Regions from separate parts of the Homo sapiens genome. Here regions 1, 2 and 4 are each linked to region 3. The links are chromatin loops, found by intact Hi-C in ENCODE. Cell type or tissue: PC-3. All regions are shown on one strand.

Evidence for each region. Hi-C counts contacts between places; a loop is a spot of excess contacts. Peaks named below come from ENCODE experiments on the same cell type or tissue, not always from the same donor. Only the 100,000 strongest peaks of a DNase experiment are listed, where the experiment ranks them.
Region 1: it touches region 3 in a loop (15-fold over the local background); 30 of 110 quality-filtered maps call a loop at or near these places.
Region 2: a loop joins it to region 3, with 7 times the contacts of the local background. A loop is called at or near these places in 5 of 110 quality-filtered maps.
Region 4: a loop joins it to region 3, with 5 times the contacts of the local background. A loop is called at or near these places in 10 of 110 quality-filtered maps.

Annotation. Positions count from the first base shown.
Region 1 is chr1:246,009,385-246,014,384 of GRCh38, reverse strand. The region is part of intron 5 of SMYD3 (SET and MYND domain containing 3); the gene reads left to right. Among named protein-coding and RNA genes, the nearest start is that of SMYD3-AS1, 97 kb to the left of the region's middle. In PC-3, CTCF peaks have their summits at 1,733 and 1,936 (motif pointing left); a DNase peak (open chromatin) is centred at 1,914.
Region 2 is chr1:246,490,803-246,495,802 of GRCh38, reverse strand. The region is part of intron 1 of SMYD3 (SET and MYND domain containing 3); the gene reads left to right. Among named protein-coding and RNA genes, the nearest start is that of SMYD3, 14 kb to the left of the region's middle. In PC-3, a CTCF peak has its summit at 2,981 (motif pointing right); a DNase peak (open chromatin) is centred at 2,982.
Region 3 is chr1:246,278,303-246,283,302 of GRCh38, reverse strand. All of the region lies in intron 5 of SMYD3 (SET and MYND domain containing 3), which reads left to right. Among named protein-coding and RNA genes, the nearest start is that of SMYD3-IT1, 42 kb to the left of the region's middle. In PC-3, a CTCF peak has its summit at 2,530 (motif pointing right); a DNase peak (open chromatin) is centred at 1,432; H3K27ac peaks cover 1,562 bases.
Region 4 is chr1:246,448,325-246,453,324 of GRCh38, reverse strand. The region is part of intron 1 of SMYD3 (SET and MYND domain containing 3); the gene reads left to right. Among named protein-coding and RNA genes, the nearest start is that of SMYD3, 56 kb to the left of the region's middle. RefSeq lists an enhancer at 3,395-3,955. In PC-3, a CTCF peak has its summit at 2,382 (motif pointing right); no DNase peak of the experiment used is centred here.

The DNA of each region.
Region 1 (5,000 bases), 270 kb after region 3:
TATAGGCCGCACTTGACAATGTGTTGCTTAGGACAGATACTCACTTTTTTATTTGTTTGTTTGTTTGAGACAGTCTTGTTCTTCACCCAGCCTGGAGTGCAATGCCGCAATCTCGGCTCACTGCAATCTCCACCTCCTGGGCTCAAGCAATTCTCCTGCCTTAGCCTTCTGAGTAGTTGGGATTACAGGCTGCACCACCATGCCCGGCTAACTTTTGTATTTTTAGTAGAGACGGGGTTTCGCCATGTTGGCCAGGCTGGTCTCGAACACCCGACCTCATGATCCGCCCACCATGGCCTCTCAAAGTGTTGGGATTACAGGCGTGAGCCACCACGCCTGGCCGACAGATACTTGCTTTTAATGCAAAATTGCTGATGAAAGCCAAATTCCTCCAATGCCTCTGAACTCTAGGTGATGTATTTTAATTTTTTCCTCTGTATTCTCTTTTTTCTATTTATAAAACAATAAGATACTGTGTACCGTATACCAGAAAGCTTCTTGAGGGTACTTGTCCAACCCTCTCATCTCAGAAAGCAGGAATGTGGATGTTTGATGCTATGTGACAGGGACAGTACAAAAAACACACATCATCTCTTTCTAGTGCTGCTTATTATTTTCTGTGTAATTCTCCGTATATGTGCTCATTGACTTTTATACATTTTTGAGTACTTCTCCAGCTACACATGCCAGACTGTCTAATACCTGGCGTGTCCCTTTAGGCTGGTGATTTACCCATCAGTCAGTTTGATCTCATCCCTGCTGCATTGACGAGATTTTCATTGTTAAATTGCTTTAAAAAAACACCACAGATTCAAAATTAAATAAATGTAACATATCAAACCAATAACTGTTACATTATAGGCTAGAAACCACAGAGTACCTGCTGCTACATTATAAAATTATGTGGCCAGGTGCAGTGGCTCATGCCTGTAGCCCCAGCACTTTGGGAGGCCAAGGCAGGTGGATCACTTGAGGTTGGGAGTTCGAGACCAGCCTGGACAACATGGTGAAGCCCCATCCCTACTAAAAATACAAAAATTAGCTGGACATGGTGGCACGTGCCTGTAATCCCAGCTACTCGGGAGGCTGGGGCACTAGAATCTCTTGAACCCAGGAGGTGGAGGTTGCAGTGAGCCAAGATCGCAGTACTTTACTCTAGCTGGTGTGAAAGAGTGAGACTCCATCTCAAAAATAATAATAAAATAAAATAATGCATGTGAACAAAAAACTGAGCTATAGATATTGAATGAGGAATTCTTGACATGGCACTTTTCTCCTATTTAAAGCTCACACAAAAACCCTAGGAAACGTGGTCTTGTCTTCTCGGCACATGTGAGAATGGTCCTGACTTCTGTGTTTTCCTTGTGGGAATGTAAGACCTGTTTCTGTTGATTCCTTTCAAATATGGAGCATGCTCTTTTGTAGCAGAAGAGTGAAAACAGCGCCTACCAGAAATGTCAGTACAGTAGAGTGCTTTTCTTGATGTGAATTAAGATTTCTCAGAACTTCGCTTTCTCAGTCATTTGCCCAAAGTGTGCCCCAGGACCTTGTAGTGTATCCTTTCTCTTGTATGTGTGGCAGGAATGGGTGGGTGACAGACATGTATATGATAATTGAGGATCAGAACATATGTGATGGAGTCGATTTTCCTTCTGCCTTTTCCCTGCTTTGCTGTTTCCTCAAGGGAAATGATGCCTGTGCATAGACTATTGTGTGGGGAGGGGCGTGGGTATGGGGAGAGTAGCACTTGGTGAAACTGCATTTACACAAATCTCAATGTTTTCCTGCATGCATTTGCATTTACTACATAGGAACATATGCACACGCTGTCGATAGAGGCGGTTACAAAACTGTTAATGCCTCCTGGAAGGTGAAATCACAAACTGCAAAGGTTTCTTGCCAGGGAAAATGTAGAAATGACACTGCCACCTGTTGTTTAAACCAGAGAATTGCTACAAGTTCTGTTGCACCCATGAAGGGGGCAAATGCTGGGAGTAGATTTCTCCTCTCTCCTCACGTGGAAACTCTACTTATTTATTGATAACCGGTACATTTGCTATAAAATAGTCTATCAAATGTGGGTTTTCACAGTGTGAAATAAGAGGAAAATAATTTATTGAAAACATGCTTGGGTCTTTATTGTCATGGTGTGTGGTTTTCAACGCTTTATGTAATGGAGCCTAAGGCTTTCTATTTTGTGTAGTTTTTCCCTCAAGAAGACAACAAAGGAATTTCTCTTCCTTATGCTAATGGTGGATGAAAAGGTAGGAAAGTACTTGGGGCTAGTGTCGTTGGCTTATGTTCAGTCATCGAGCAAGCAGTTGGTAGCCAGTATCAGTGGATAATGATATTGACAGCCAGTACCAGCAAGCAATTGGTAGCTGGTATCAGTGGACAATGATATTGACAGCCAGTACCAGCAAGCAATTGGTAGCTGGTATCAGTGGATAATGATACTGACGGCCAGTATCAGTTTCATTTGGGTGTCTGATGAAAAACTTAGTTCTTCTGCAGTGAGGAAAGGGTAGCTATTGAGGGTACTAAGAGCTGGTGTTCAGTTTGTGTAGTGGAGCAAGCGTAAACTTAGCAAGATAAGGAGTTTGTGTGTGATCATGCAGATTTCAGTGAGTTATCAATCCACTTTAATGCTAGAGCCAGTGCCCCTCCACCCATATTAATTAGTTATGCCATTCTCCTATGTGAATTACCATGGCATAAGTTAGTGGTTTTAACAGAGTTAATGAACTCTGTTGAGATAGCTGGGTCAGAAGGCAGCTAACTAAGAGGGAGCTTGCACTGGGGCCTTTGTAAGTAGGAATTCCCACTCACAGCATCGACAGTGGTCTAGGTGATTTTTAAATTCTCCTCCTTTTTATGTCCTTTTTCTAAATTTTACAGGCACATAGGCCAAACCTGTAGTGTTCACTTTCTGACCATGAAAAACCGTTATGAATAATGTTCACTTTCTGACCATGCTAAACCATTATGAGTAAACTTTAAGTCATCTTATTGAGGATTGACACCAGCTGATGATTCCTATATTGGTATTTAAAATTCCAGAAAGTCAAAGCTCAGGCAGAATAGTAAAAGAAAATGAAATAATATGAAGTCCCAGAGAGGAGGAAGGTGGTGTTTGAGGAGTGTTTTTCAACCTTTGGCAATTTCTTCAGCTCTTAGGGCCTTGATTTCCCCATCTATGAAATGGGGAATTCAGATCACAAAAGTTTTGAGGTTCCTTCTGCCTATCATTTTGTTGATGTATTTGAAACTTATCTTGCTAATACACCATTAGATCTCTAAATTTGTAATACGATTTAAAATGTAGATTTCTAGTCCCAATGTGGTGCTAGACTTCGCTCTTCCTGGGCCGCATATGGGGACAAGATGACGTCTTCAGCCGTCTTCAAACCCTGTGACTCTGGAAGCATGTTATATGTCCTTCCTATGTAAGAAAGTATCCAAGTTTTCCTAGGAGACTGTCAAACTAGGATAAGCACACCTTTCCTTGGGGAAACACCATCTTTCCTTAACCTTCTTTAGCTTAATGTTTTTGATATTCAGCACATACTATCTAAATAGATGACGCAGATATCCATAGACACCATGCCATAGTTAATATCTAATGCCTTCTAACAGCTACATATGGAACAATTATTTTAGCCCTCTAAACCTTAAGATTGGATGAGTTTGCCTTTTAATCCAAGAAATATTTTGGGATGAGAAGTCAACTTTTCCCCATTTTTCCTTGTCTTTCCTATTTGGACTTTCTCCGTCACACTGTTCGTTTAATGAATAAGCAAAGATAACTCAGCTGCTTGCCAAAAATGCACTCAGATTTCTCCTGCAAACACTCATTTTTAAGTAAACCAAAGTAGTAGGAAATGAAGAAAACAGAGAGGGAGTTTATTAAATTATGTTTAGGCTTTCTTCCTGGCATCATTGGGCTCTGGATACATGTTGATCAATTCTTATCCATGAGTACATCACGCTAGAGTTTTAGGTCTTTCTCTGCATGGAGAAGCTTCATCTCTGGTGTGAGGTCTGGTAGTGAACTGATGAAGGAGAGGAGAAAACAAGAGCAGGGGGTCACTTTTTAAAAGTCAATTTTTATCCTGCTGTGATTGAATTGTTGCCCCAATAGACAGAGCATACGATTCTGTATTGTTTCTCAACAGAGAACTAGAAGAAGTAAAGAAACTTCTTATGACATTCACAAACACAATTTCTACTGTTATGTTTTAAAATATTGGGGTTTTTGTTGTTTTTTTGTTTTTGTTTTGTTTGTTTGTTTTTTGAGATGGAGTCTTGCTCTGTTGCACAGGCTGGAGTGCAGTGGCGCATTCCCAGCTCACTGTGACCTCTGCCCCCTGGGTTCAAGCGATTCTCCTGCCTCAGCCTCCCTATTAGCTGGGCATGGTAGCACTCACCTGTGATCCTAGCTACTCAGAAGGCTGAGGCAGGAGAATTGCTTGATCTCACGACACGAAGCGGAGGTTGCAGTGAGCCGAGATCACGCCACTGCACTTCAGCCTGGGCAACAGAGCAAGACTCCATCTCAAAAAAAAAAAAAAAAAAAAAAGATCTTACATGAGACAACGTCATATTCCAATAGCTTCTTCTACTTCATTCTAGTTACTCTGCCTGGGGTCACAACAATAATTTTGAAGGTATTTTAATGTCTTTCTCCTTTTTTAAATAAGGAGAATACTAAGACCTGATTGGAGAGACTTGCCTTACGGCTCTGGCCATCTGCAGTGTTGGAAGTAGATGATCTAACTTGAATCTAATATTCTTTCCACTATATGATATATACACAAACCAGTATTGCCTTTTGCGTTGTTACCCTTTTATGTACGTGTGTGTATGTGTATACACACATACATGTTACAAAGTAATCAAGTCCCAGTTAAAAATATATATTCACAAATATTTCTGTGACTTCAAAAAATGTGAAGACTCTTAGTTTAGACAAAAATGCATTAAAGTTAGGATTGTAGACT
Region 2 (5,000 bases), 210 kb before region 3:
TTTTTTTTTTTTATTTGGTATTTTTGGTAGAGATGGGGTTTTGCCATTTACTCAGGCTGGTCTTGATCTCCTGAGCTCAAGTGATCCCCCTGCCTTGGCCTCCCAAAGTGCTGGGATTACAGGTGTGAGTCACTCGCATGGCCAAAAAGTGTATATTTGTAATATGTAAAAATTGTTCATAAACTGATAAGAGAAAGCAACTTACTTCTGAAGTAACTAACTAGTTCTTGGGACTTTTTCCCTCTTTGTGTTTGTCTTTGAACAGCTCTCATCTTTAGATTTCCTTTGAGAAATTCCCTTGTAACTCGTTGGTTCTCGACATTGGCTACACATTGAAAGCACTCGGGGAGATTTAAGAAATGCTGGTGCATGGGTCCTGCCCTCAGAGATTCTCATTTAATTTGTCTGGAGTGTGGCTGGAGCATAGACCTTTTTTTTTTTTTTTTTTTTTTTTGAGACGGAGTCTTGCTCTGTCACCCAGGCTGGAGTGCAGTGGCATGATCTCGGCTCACAGCAAGCTCCGCCTCCCGGGTTCATGCCATTCTCCTGCCTCAGCCTCCCGAGTAGCTGGGACTACAGGCGCCCGCCACCACGCCTGGCTAATTTTTTGTATTTTTAGTAGAGATGGGGTTTCACCGTGTTAGCCAGGATGGTCTCGATCTCCTGACCTCGTGATCCACCCGCCTTGGCCTCCCAAAGTGCTGGGATTACAGGCGTGAGCCACCGCGCCCGGCAGAGCATAGACATTTTTAATACTCCCCAGATTATTATAGAGCAGTCTGGGTTGACAGCTCCTATCTTTCTTTTCCATCTTCACTGACTCCCTGCTTCTCTGTGCCTTTATATCCAAGGGCTAAGGTAAAATTGCCACAGCTGGGATTAGTCCAACTGCTTATAATATCTATAAATAATTCTGCATGTTCAGTTTTAAACTGGACATTGACATTAGCATGTTCTGTTTACATTTAAATAATTGTCATAGGTAGGACAAACAGGAATTATGTTGAATTTTTAATTGGCATGGTTATGATAGATGTTTCTCACAAATGAATTTGAGTATATAAAAATTTAATCCTTGTTAGCATTTTTTAGCTGCTGTGTTTACGTCTTGTTAGAAAGTAGATGTTAATTGGAAAGATTTATGTTGTACCAATGATCAAGAAACCTTGGGTAGTAGGTAACAGTTTCTCTGGGCAGTTTAATTTTTGAGTTTTTGACTCTAATATTGGATGCTCAGTTTTAGTGGTGAAAACTTAAGCATCTTACAAAAAGACTTACTTAAAATCTATGAATCATTGGTATTTTACACATTTACCTGTGGAATTTAAAAATATCCAGATGTCTGAGCAACATCCTTAAGGGTCCCATAATTGTTTAAAGCTTCACAGGTAATGCTAATGCATAGCCAGAGTTGAGAACCTTTGGGAAAGGAATAAAAAAAAAGTCATGATACCAGTGAAATAAGTGGTAGAGATAACAACTATGGAGGAATAACTAATTGGGAAATGTGCATACATTGTTTAGTAGACCATTATGACTGCAGCGAAGTGCTGTTTGTATAGATGATAGATTATAAGTTGGGATAGCGTCTGTGATACAGAAGGCCTTGCTGAGGTTAAGAGATTTTGAACTTTATTTTCTAGGTACAACTCTTGAGGAGCCCATAGAGATTTTTGGGCTGCAGTATGAGGTGCACATGGAAGATTTGTGTAGGAGTCCTGATTTGGGTGAATTTTGTGATGAGGGAGAGAAGTGGAAAGACTGGAGATGAGGATTCCAGTTAGGAGAAAATGTGCGTTATTCTAGATGTGAAGTGATGAAGGCCTGAGCTAGGGGACTGGTAGAGGGCCTGGAACCAAACATGTTGAGGAGTTCACCCACGTTGTTGACCGATTAAAGGGCAAGGAAGCAGTGAAGGGTGAGTGCTGGGTTTTGAGCTAGAACTATTGGAATAGTGGTGACAGTACTGCTCTGTGGTGAAGGGTGAGTGCTGGGTTTTGAGCTGGAACTATTGGAATAGTGGTGACAGTACTGCTCTGTGGTGAAGGGTGAGTGCTGGGTTTTGAGCTGGAACTATTGGAATAGTGGTGACAGTAGTGCTCTGTGGTGAAGGGTGAGTGCTGGGTTTTGAACTATTGGAATAGTGGTGATACTACTGCTCTGTGAAGTCATTGGTGTGAGTGTGATCTCCCAGTAGTAAGTTAGGCAGCAAAAGATAGCATTGCTGAGGATCAAGCTTAAGAGAAAAAGCTTCTCAGGATTGGGAGACCATAGAAGACCTCCATAAATGGGTTAATAGTGCCCCTTTTTGGCCTAGTTTTTACTGCCTGGGTAAGTAGGGTAAGTAAGTTAATCTGAGTCTCAGTTTTGCCTTTTTGAAATGAAGGTATTGAGTGATTTCTGACATCCTTTTTAAGTTTTCTGCAGTTTTAGAAACCATTTATGTATTTGCTACAGCTGCCTCCTCCTACTCCTCTTTCTTTTTATTTATTTATTTTTTCAGAGAGACAAGGTCTCACTATGTTGTCCAGGCTGGCCTCAAACTCCTGGCCTCAAGTGATCCTCCTACCTCAGCCCCCCTCTCCTCCCCCCCAGTAGCTAGGACTACAGACCAATGTGCCTGGCCACCTCCTCCTTTTTTTGTAACAGCTTTATTGAGATATAACTCATATACCATACCATTTGCCTATTTAAAGTGATATAAAGTAACATTAACTTTACCCTTTTATTTATTTAAGTGTACCCTTCGGTGGCATTAAGTACATACTAATATCACCATAATCAACTTTAGAAAATTCTTATCACCCACAAAAGAAACAATGTACCTTAAGGCTGTCTTCCACTGTAATTAAACAGAGGAAAACATAAGGATTAAACCCTTGAATTGAGGCTTTACCATGTACCTGCCTTGTGAATTTACAGGGCCAGTTAGAAATCCCTTCCAGTTCAAACCGGCTCCTTGCAGTGCTGACCCACGAGGTGGCAGTGTGGGAACACTAGGAAGGAAAAGGGCTGGAGGAATCCACCTCTATATTTAGAAACAGGCTGTACACAGTTAACATCTATTTGTAGTGGTACATGTAGTTGTTATCCAGGCATCCTCAGAGGATCATAGATTGAAAGTCTCCTAGCTGAAGATTTTGCTAATGCAGAGTAGTGGCCTTACTTGTTGGTCATGTTTCCTAGTCATCTAAACCTGTGTTAACCTTCTTGCCTGGTTTCTATCGTTTGTTAAATAGTGACTCTTTCATCATTTAAATGACTCTTGCTGTGTCTGGGAATCGTCTGTCTAGTCTTTCAGCCATTTTTTGTTTCTCGCTTACCTTTTTGCCCCAGTACTTTCTTGGGTCCCTTTCTACCCTATCCATCGTTTGTCCTTTTTCCTCCTAGTCAGGAGCCATCGGCGTTCTCTGAGATACCGGTTCTTAGCTTTAGCTGCACACTGGAATCACCTGGGGAGCTTGGAAAAATCCTGATGCCTAGGCTACACTCAGTACTGATCGAATCAGAGCCTTTGGAGGTGGGACGCAGGCATCATTATTTTTTAATCTCTAATTACCTACTAAATATTTTTCTGTCATCATCTTTTATTCAGTCTGAAAAACATGGACTAATTTAACTAGATTAAATAAAAATATAGATTTTAAATATTATAGATTAGATTTATAATATTTCAGTTGGATGCTATCCACTCAAGCGATGTATGAGTCTCAACTTTTTCTCTTGAATTGCCTACTAACAGTTTTTTTTATTCTTACTTGGAAATGTCACTTATATTGCTTTCTTTCTTCTATTCCTACTGCCACCATCCTAGAACAGGCTCTAGCTTTAGTTCCTGCCGTCCAGCCAGGGAGCACATCGGTAGTTGAACAGAGTTGCGTTCAGACATGATTACAGAGTGGTCTTGTTTTCGTTTTGATCCATCACGGTCACAGAGTGGCCTTGTCTGAGGTCCATGTTCTGTGAAATTGTGTATGTTCAACAGAAGGACACCAGTGCCTCCCTGTGAGGGCCTGGCCAGCTTGGAGCAACACCTGCCTACCTGATAGTATCGGTCAGTTCCTGCAGCTCCTCTCTAGAGGACCGATGGTATCAGCCAGGGGCAGCTCCTCTCTAGAGCTGTGTCTTAGTTGATTATATCTGTTTGCAGATCCTCCCTACTGCAATCTGTTCTATGAAGTGTTGCCATATTAGTAGTCTTCCTTAAATATGCCTTTAATGACTGATTCTTATTTCTCTCTCTTTTTTTTTTTTTTTTATTTGAGACGAAGTTTCGCTCTTGTTGCCGAGGCTGGAGTGCAATGGTGCGATCTCGGCTCACTGCCACCTCCACCTCCTGGGTTCAAGCGATTCTCCTGCTTCAGCCTCCCCGCTAGCTGGAATTACCGGTGTCCGCTACCATGCTTAGCTAATTTTTTTGTATTTTTAGTACAGACGGAGTTTTGCCATGTTGGCCAGGCTGGTCTTGAACTCCTGACCTTAGGTAATATGCCTGCCTCGGCCTCCCAGAGTGCTGGGATTACAGGCGTGATCCACCGCGCCCGGCTGACAGATTCTTATTTCATCAAGCATAACTAGTGGTCCTTTCTAATCTGGCCCAACTCTGGCCAGCTTTATTTCCCAGTGTATCCTGTGTTTTAGTCTGACTGGTCTCAGTGCCTTGTGAACCGGTCATACTTACTCTCACTTTGGTGCTTTCCCTTGTCTTATCCTCTTTATGAGTTATGTGAGTTGGGGCAAACTACTTAACAGCTCTGAACTTTGTTTTCTTAATCTTGAACCCTGCCTCTTCAGATTATCCTCAGAATTAAAAGAGATAAAACATGTGGAAGTATTTTGTGTATAACAGGTACTCATACTTAATACGTGTTCTTTCCTTGCTCTACTTAGTTCTCATTGATTGATCTTTTTAAAAGACCATTTATTTATTTAATTTGAGACAGGGTCTCACTCTGTTGCCCAGGCTGGGGTGCAGTGGCATGATCATGGCTCACTGCAGC
Region 3 (5,000 bases):
CTAAGCTCTGTGCATATGATCACTCACTGTTACACTCTTGGCAATGTTATTATCTCTGGCTTAGGAAAGTAGATGACATGCCCAAGATTACATTTGTAGAACTGTGGTGTGAACCCAAGCCACCCTGAGTCCAGATCCCAAAAGCTTGACCACTGTTTTATTTTCTATGGGGGGTTACATGCTCCCTCAGTAAGTTTTAGATTTTTAAGGTGCCATTGTTGAGCAGAAGAACCTTTAGAGCTCCTTATTTCTTTTGTGGCTTTTCCTGTCTCAGGGAAGGTGCAGGCAGAGGAAGTTAAATTCCGATCACTCTGAAGGAAGAAGTTTGCAGCAGTGGTAGGATGATATAGAAAGTATTGACAGTGCTGAGAATCTGGGATTATTTATTCTTGTTTGGAGTGAGAGACTGGATCTTCAGTTTACTTTAGATAATTAACAACTGCAACAAACCAGGTTGATTTATTACATTTTCTAGTTAGATTTTGTTGACTGTTCAGTTATTCTAGTCATGAATAAATTTTTATCATTTTTCCCCATAACATATGTTGAAGCAGAAGTCTCATCTGCTAGAAGCAACATTTAAAGTGCTTGCATAACAATATTGTTGATACAGAAGATTTTTTGTATCCAAACAAAGAAGTTAACTACTGTGCTTCATTTATCTTCATCTGTCTGAAGTACCAAGAAAAGAGATGTGGAAAAATAATGATAGGTAAGCAAAAGAAAAGAAAAATACATGCAGCTTTTTTTTTTTGGAACAAATAATTTTATTTTTTAAAATTATTATTAATTTTTTTGAGACAGGGTCTTGCCCTGTTGCCTAGGCTGCAGCACAGTGACGCCACCTTGGCCCACAGCTCACTGCAGCCCCGACCTCCTGGGATCAAGCGATCCTTCCATCTCAGCCTTTTGAGTAGCTGGGCCTACAGGTGGGCAACACCACCCCCAGCTAATTTTTTTGCTTTTTTTTTTTTTTTTTTTTTTTTTTTTTTTTTTTGTAGAGATGAGGGTCTTGCCATGTTGCCCAGGCTGGTCTCAAACTCCTGGGCTCAAGCAGTCCTCCTGGCTTGGCCTCCCAAAGTGCTAGGATTACGGGCATGAACCACTGCACCTGACCAGGAAACAATTTTTAGACCTCTACATTATATTTGTTTTTATGATCTTCTGTCTTTCCTACTATGCCATGATCTATATAAGTAAAGTATACATATTTGGACCTTTAAAACTGGATTCACATAGTCCCCGTCTTGCAGAACTATTTTTCACATCATTTGGTCTTGTAGATATGTTACAAAAACAGAAAGGAATTTAATGACATTCTACCTCCTCTCTCTTTTTTCCTCTTTAATAGGTTTCATTTCCAATAGCCCAGCACCAGTGTGTCATTGTCCTCTGATTTAGGAGTCCTTTTTCTGTTTGATTTTGAGCTGACTGGTAGTATGAGCTGTATTGACATAGCATTCTGTTTACTTATGTCTTGGAACTTCTCCTTTTCTTTCCATAGTCACGTATGGGTGTCTGTGCTCAGGAATCAAAGCCTTTGCCTCTTCTTTCTTTTCCTCCACTGTTTTCTCAGTGCCTAAGCATAGGTTATGCCCATAGTATGTATTTAGTAGCTACATTCTTTCAATAATATTTTCATTTGTATGTTTTGCAGATGTTTTTAGAGTGCCTACTATGTGCCTTTACTGAGGTATATGAGGTTCTGAGGATACAGAGATGACAATAACGTAATTTCCTGTGCTTAAGGTGTTTGCTGTTGTTTAGAGGAGAAACATCTCTTTAAAGGAAAAACATTGCGGTATGATATGATCAGTATTCTCACAGAGCTTTACTCACCCATGATACAAGCTTGAGCATAAAATCACCTATCTCACAGAGTTACTGAGTAGGGTAAATGTGATAGTGTGTGGAAAGCACCTAACTGTAGTAGTCTCTGGCACATAGTAGGTTGCCAATCAATGGCAGCCATTATAATTCATAAAGCACAGTGAGTTCACAAAGAAGGAAGAGAACACATTGTCCTGGGCCATTTCAGTAACGAATCTCAAGTGACCTGGCACCAGTGAGGCAGGCTCTACCACGGGCTGAATGGGGACCCCACTTCCTTCTCACCTGTGTGGTGTCCAATGATATGCTAGAATTGAATTCTCAGATGTATCTTTTCAATGACTCATAAATGCCTGTAAGTACCTGGAGGGCAGGTGCTGTGATTAGAAAAATCTTTATTTCCCGGCAGTCTTTGAGAAATCTGTAAATGTCTATTGAGTGCATTAGGTTTTAGAATAAATTCATAGGCTATAGGAGATACTTCTTTGGAATATTAGTGTGATTTTAATTGCTAGGTTTTTGCAAATAAAATAGACAAAGGTCTGAGGAAGGCATCCTTCCATTTGGAATTTGGTACAACTAGCCATCTTTGTCCCACGTTTTGTTTTTGAGGTGGCAGCCTGATCAAATATAGGTTGAACTATAGAATGCAGTTAGCTCTTGAAGCATCTGATAAATGCAGAAACAGAAAAGATGAGGCCAGCAGGGGTCAGTTTAATACCAGTTTAAGTTGCAAGCACAGTGTTTTTTTAATTCTCTGTAAAGTGGAATGATAATAGAAACTGACATGCACAGTCTAAATGTAAGCTTTAACATTTCAAGCTACAGTAGGAGATTGCCAAAAATTGAGGTAGATGTCTTTAACATTCTTTTAAAGAGAGAAATGGAGATTTCACTGTGTTGCACTGGCTGGACTCGAACGCCTGGGCTCAAGCAATCCTCCTGCCTCAGCCTCCCAAGTAGCTACTGTGCCCAGCTTCTCTAAGATTTTTAAGTAGATGATGGAGATTATTAGTGACAGAAGGTAAACTATGGAATGTGGATAGTTTAGCTCTCTTTTCTGTCGCATGGCAGCATAGGACTTTCAGCCAAACCGATTTACTCCACTAACTGGCTTGTACTGACAAGTGCTAGAAAAAGCCTGACTATATCATGTGCATTTCTTTGATGTTCGTTACTTGGTAGACTTTATAAAATAATACTTTGTGCCTATTTTTTTCCTAGCTGGTTATAAAGAAAAGTTAGTTTTAGTTATAGCTTGCATATGAAATGTCAATATTTCCAAGTTACAGTTATAAGAAACTGAGCATGGAATGATTACTTGAGGACATTAAACTTTAAATAAAATCACCTCATGCTACTATATATATTCCTTTGTTATCTTCGTGGATATGAATGGCCTTTTCTTTGCAACCTAATGTATGGCATTCACATTTATAAGACTAGGCTCCCAAATCCTAAGAACATCGTGTGTGCTAAACTCAGAATTCTGCATACTAATCTTACTTACTACGAGTAAGTACTCTTAGCAGATAAAATTGTTTTCTTGATGCCTTAGTACACTTTCCCCCCAAGATACTATAATTGTTCAACTAAAGATTTTTATATAATGTAGAATGATAGACTCTTAGACCTGGAAGACGCCTTAAGGATCATAAAGCCTTGTTTTATAGAGAAGTTGTGTGATGCGTCACAGGCAGGGCTGTCCCTGGCAGAGCAATTCACACTTCTTGGACTGTTCTTCCCCATGGTACTACACTATCGTCTTTTCTCTCCCTACTCTATTCTTCCCTGTTCAATAGTCTGCATATTTGAGCTTCCTGCTAAATATGTTATAGAGGTTAAATAACTGCCTTTGTCTTGCATCCCACTTCCTCTTTAGCTGTAGAGTAGAACCCCATGCACATAACCATTGGTCTCAACAATCTTTTTTTTTGTTTTTGTTTTTGTTTTGAGAAGGAGTCTTACTCTGTCGCCAGGCTGGAGTGCAATGACATGATCTTGGCTCATTGCAACCTCCGCCTCCCGGGTTCAAGTGATTCTCCTGCCTCAGCCTCCCAAGTAGCTGGGATTACAGGCACGCGCCACCATGCCCAGCTAATTTTTGTGTTTTTAGTAGAGATGGGGTTTCGCCATGTTGGCCAGGCTGGTCTGGAACTCCTGACCTCAGGTGATCCACCCGCCTCAGCCTCCCAGAGTGCTGGGATTACAGGTGTGAGCCACCGCGCCCGGCTGGTCTCAACAATCTTACATTGTAGCTTAAGTGGCTCTTTGGGATTGTTGTGTCATGTCCACTGGGGCCACTTAGAGCCAAGGGGTGTGTGTCTCCACAGAAGGGAGTAAGGCCCTGGCTTTAAAGGACAGTAGGTACTGTTCTCCAGTGCTCTTAGAACTGTTGTGAAGTCTGTGAGTCACATGTAGTAGCACTTTAGGGCCTAGAGGATGCTGGACTTGAGTGGTTGCTCCTGTCATGGTGTCAGGAAGGAACACAGGGCAGCATGACTTGTTAAAGAAGTTGCTGCATGATCCTGACAACAGTCAGGCAGCTCTGCCTAGCGCTTGTGTTCTGAAAATGCCGACTTTATTGGGTGTATTGTTTTTTCTTTTTAACCATTTAGGTATCTTCTCCTCTGTTTATATTTTTTATTTTGTATAATGAATTATCACATACTTTGTGGCCTAAAGCAGCATATATTTTTTAATCGTATGGTTTCTGTGGGTCAGGTGTCCACACACACCTGGATCCTCCATGTAGGGTCTCATAAAGCTCTCGTCAAGGTGTCAGCTGGGCTGTGTTCTCGTATGGAAATCCGGGGAAGAAGCCACTTCCCAGCTCGCTTGGGCCACTGAAAGAATTTATCTCCTTGCATCAGTAGGACTCAGGGCCCTGGCTTCTTGCCGGCTCTTGGCTGAAGTCTACCCACAGTTCCTGGAGACCACCCACAGTTCCTTCTCAGGTAGGGCTTTCCCCACATGACCATGTACTTTATTAAGTCAGCAAGAAGAGCTTCTAGTGAAGATCTGATGGCAAGATGGAGTTTTATGAAATGTAATTGGCAGGAGTGACATATACCTTTGCCATATTCTGTTAGAAGCAAGTCACAGATCATGCCCATACATAAGGGGCAAGGCGAGGGGATTGTACAAAGGCCTGCACACCCCAAGGAGGT
Region 4 (5,000 bases), 170 kb before region 3:
ATCTGCATATATGGATACTTCCGCCTCCTTCAGTCCGATATCGTGTTTCATATAGCATAGTGGTGAGAAGCACCGGCTCTGGAACTATGACTGCTTGTGTGTTAAGCCTGTTTCTACTAACTTGCTAGCTATGTGACTTTGCGCAAGCTACTTATGTTCTCTGTGCCTTGCTCTCTCCCTCTGTAAAATGAGATAATAATAGTACTGCCTTATTATTATGACGATTATATGAATTAAATGATTTAGTATTTGTAAAGTGTTCAGAACAGTATCTGACATATAGTAAGCACTGTAAAAATGTGTGGTAAATAAATAAAACTCACATAAGATTTTTTTTCCCTTGCATTGGCTAGTATGGTACTTCTAGATGAATATTAATCTAGAAGCCCAATGGTGGGCTTTCTTTATTCCTCCCAGACTTCAACAGAAATGCTTGTGTGTGTCATTGTTTTAGTGTTTCAGTAATGTTTCCAGTAAAACATTAGAAAGTTATAGACTGATATGAAATGTATTTTTCCATTATGTTAAGGAAATAGTCATCTATTGCTATTTTGCTAAGCGTTAAAATCAGGAACGGTTTAAAAATTTCATCATGTCTATTTGGCATCTACTTAGATGGTCATATAACTTTTCTTTTTTGACCTACTTATATGGTTGCTTGTATGAGTAGAGTTCCTAATAGTGAACTCTCCTGGAATCACTGGAGTAAACAGTTGTGCCTATAGCCTATCCTTCATTTAGTGCATTTATGAGTTCTCATTGCTATTACTTTTAAAGTTTTTGCACCAATATTTATAAATGAGTCTTTTTTTTCCGTTTCTTTTTTGAAACGGAGTCTTGGTTTGTGGCCCAGGCTGGAGGTGCGAACTCTGTCCACTGCAACTTCCACCTCCCAAACGAGTTCAAACGATTCTCGTGCCTCAGCCTCCCCAGTAGCTGGTAGTACAGGTGCACAACACCACCCATAATTTTTGTATTTTTAGGAGAGACAAGGTTCTGCCATGTTGGCCAAGCTGGTCTCGAACTCCTAGCCTCAAGTCATCCACCCATCTTGGCCTCCCAAAGTGCTAGAATTACAGGTGTGAGCCACCGCCCCTGGCCCGCAAGTGAGATTTGACAGTAATTTTTAATGTGTTCGTTGTCAGGTTTTGGTGTCACTGTGTGATGCTGTAAGTATTTGACAGTTTCCTTCCTTTTTCTATATTTTAGAAAAGTTTAGGTTTAGTGATCTATTCTTTTAAAATTTAAAAGAATGTTAAATTAGAATAGGAAGTGAGAGATTTAGTCCTGCTGTCTTAATTTCACAGATGAAGAAACAGTGGCTTCTTTACAGCCACTTCATGTCAGCTACTTGGGGTAAGCAGTTGCGGTTGTGCTACGGAGGTGAGGAAATAACATTTATTGAGCATTTATGTAGGCATTTAAAAAAACAGTATATTTTTGATGTACTTGTTAGATTTGGGTTTTGCTTATTTGATATCTAAAGTTAAAGTAAAAAAATTTTATTGACTAAAAAAAACTACTTTTTAGAGTAGTTTTAACTACATAGCAAAATTGAGTGCGTAGCACAGAGAGTTCGCATAGACCCTCTTCCTCTACACATGCACAGCCTCCCCTACAATGGACACCCCCCGCCAGAATGGCACGTTTGTTGCAACCGATCACCTTCTACTCATGACATTATCACCCAAAGTGAATAGTTTACATTAGCGTTCACCCTTGGTGTTGTAAATCCTATGGGTTTTGACATATGTGTAATGACATGTATCCACCATCATCATATCATAGAGTAATTTCCCTGCCCCCTGAATCCCCTGTGCCCTACATATTCATCCCTTCCCTCCCCAGCTCCTGGTCATCACTGATCCTTTTACTGTCTCTATAGTTTTGCCTTTTCCTAAATGTCATACAGTTGGAATCGTATAGTGTGTAGCCTTTTCACATTGGCTTCTTTCGCTTAGTAATATTCACTTAAGTTTCCTCCGTGTCTTTTCAGAGCTTGATAGCTCATTTATTTTTAGTGCAGAATAATATTTCATTGTTTATAAAATGCTGTTGGTTTTGAATGGCTGAATGTCTTTCCCGAAGATAACTTAGTCACCTTTTAATCCCAGAATCTTGTCAGTCAGCTAACAGATATTTATTGAAGGCCAGCAAAGTGCTTTGCCATTCTCCTAAACCCTGAGGAGACAGCAGTGATCAACACAGACAAGAGCTGTGTCTGTCCTTCTGGAGCCTGGCATAATTTCCAGGACCGGCAGGCACCTGCTGAATGTTTGTGGTTGAAGTATGTTAGTTTGTGACCCACCATTGGGAGATTCTTTGTCTTTAGGGAATTTCCAAATGTGGTAATATGCATTTATTTACACTAGGTGGTGGTAGAGTCATGTACACTGAACAGTTGGCACCTTAATTAAGTCACTAATTGTTTGCTTATAAATATAGTTCACTTCATAATGATTAAAATTTAAATACGTTTATATTAATTCACTGGAATGTAATCATTAATTAAAATGTGAACTTGTAGTACATCTTTCAGAATAAATCCCAATAAGTAGACTTTCTCAAATTCTTCAGTTTGCTTCCTTTGTTTAATAATCACGCATTTACTGAGATTCAGTTACATGCTAGGCATTGTGCCAGCGTGGAGGATTCAGTGTCGAATATGATTCCTTTTTGTCCTTGAGATGTCACAGTTTAGTGAGGGAGACAGAAATGAGACTAGATCCATTAAGTGCAGTGGAATGCCTATGTCTTAAGTATACCATTCGATGAATTCCGACAAATGCATACACCTGTGTAACCCAAATCTTTATGAAATTATAGATCACTGCCATCTTGGGGTGGGCATTTTTCAGGGCCGTGTGCAGCTGAGTAAGCAAAAGAAGCAGGTTGAGAGAAGAACAACGGAGGTGATCAAATCAAGCATTTCCTGAGAGAGCAGCCTGATTTATTGAGTTATTTATCAGTTGAAACTCAGTCTTTGGGAGTCTGGGATGTCCCTATAGTTCTGTTGATGAGTTTTTTTTTTTTGAGATAGAGTTTCGCTTTTGTTGCCCAGGCTGGAGTGCAATGGTGCGATGTCGGCTCACCTCAACCTCCGCCTCCCGGAGGCGTTCAAGCCATTCTCCTGCCTCAGCCTCCTGAGTAGCTGGGATTACAGGCATGTGCCGCCACGCCCGGCTAATTTTGTATTTTTAGCAGAGATGGGGTTGCTCCATGTTGGTCAGGCTGGTCTCGAACTCCCGACCTCAGGTGATCTGCCCACCTCGGCCTCCCAAAGTGCTGGGATAATAGGTGTGAGCCACCATGCCCGGCCTGTTGATGAGATTTTACATGAACTAGTTTGGGTCATTTTCTGTCACAGTAGTCAAAACGGTATGCCGAAGCTGCAACACTCATCTTTTAGTTTCTAAAGTGAGGGACTTGGCTCTATACTCCCAATAACATTACTTAAAAACAAACAAAAAAAACCTTTCCACACCTAACGTCAGCAGGTTCATACTCACAGGATTAAAGGTTTCAAAGCTGAAGAACATAGCCCAGTCAGAGCACCTGACTTCATTGACACTTCTCTGTGTCAGGCACGGTGTCCTTTTGTGTTTATTTTCTCTTCTTAGGGCAGCCCTAAGCAGTGGGTGCTTATTGTTCCCTTCATGGAGAACATCAGTGAGGAAATGGGCGTTCAAAGAGATTCTAGAACTTGCATCAGGTAATCGCTGGAGAAGTCAGATTTCCAAACACAGGTCTCACGTTCAAAGAGATTATAGAACTTGCATAAGGTAATCGCTGGAGAAGTCAGATTTCCAAACCCAGGTCTTCCTGGCTCCAAAGCAGGTCCCTCCTGCCCCATATCACACTGTCTCAGAAGAAGGAATTCTAAGTTAAAGAGCAAAAACATCACAAAAATAACTAATTGATTTTATTCTGGTTGTGGAAATAAATGAGGTCTACCCAAATGAGTACAATCAAAGGCTACTTATTCAGAGCTTTCTTTATATAGTAAGGGAATCCACCACCATCTATTCAATTTGGTGGAGATTCAAGGAAGACAGAGGAATGGGAAAACTTTTGTTTATTTTATTTTTTTTCTGGAGATAGGCTCTTGCTCTGTTGACCACGTGGAGTGCAGGGGCGTGATCATGGCTCATTGCAGTCTCGACCTCCCAGGCTCAAGTGACTCTCCCATCTCAGTCCCCCCTGAGTAGCTGGAACTACAGGCATGTGCTACCATGTCCAGCTAATTTATTTTTATTTTTTGTAGACACTGGGTCTCACTATGTTTCCCAGGCTCATCTTGAAGTCCTGGGCTCAAGTGATCTTCCTGCCTTGTCTTCCCAAAGTGTTGGGATTACAAGTGTGAGCCACTGTGCCCAGCAGGGTAAACTTTAGAGTGGAAAAAAGGGAAGGTTTCAGGTATGCCCTGTTTGTAGGCTGTTCCTGTGGGAAGCTGTAGGTGAGCCAACTAAAAGCATAGCAACCTGTGTGATTAGTTAAGGGTACATTTTTGGCTTTCTCTGGTTGGTCCTACATTGGAAGCAGGAGCAAAAATTAGGGAAGCTGACAGTTACTAATCATTTCCTGGCCATTTTGTCCTTTTTTTTTTTTTTTTTTTTTTTTAAAAAAAAGAGATGAGATCTTGCTGTGTTCCCCAGGCATGATCACAGATAGTGTGGCTTTGTACAAATTCTTAAGGGCATTGTTGGGCTTCCTGGGCTAGTTGCTAGACAGTAACCAGTCTGACTTCCTAGACTGGTTATTGTAGATAATAGGTTGGTTGCCTGGGCTTGTAGCTGCAGGTCGTGGGTCGTAGTTACCTACGATCTGGCCTTTGACCATTTGTTTATTTAGTCTCTCAGTAGATATGTTGGGGATGGGTATTCCCTGCCAACAAATTGATTGTATAACATATTCAAAGTTCTGTTTTCATAGGATAATGACAGTTGACTTTTGGAAAGGGAAGAGTAGAGGATGAGGAGAAGAGCATTTATTGAACAGCA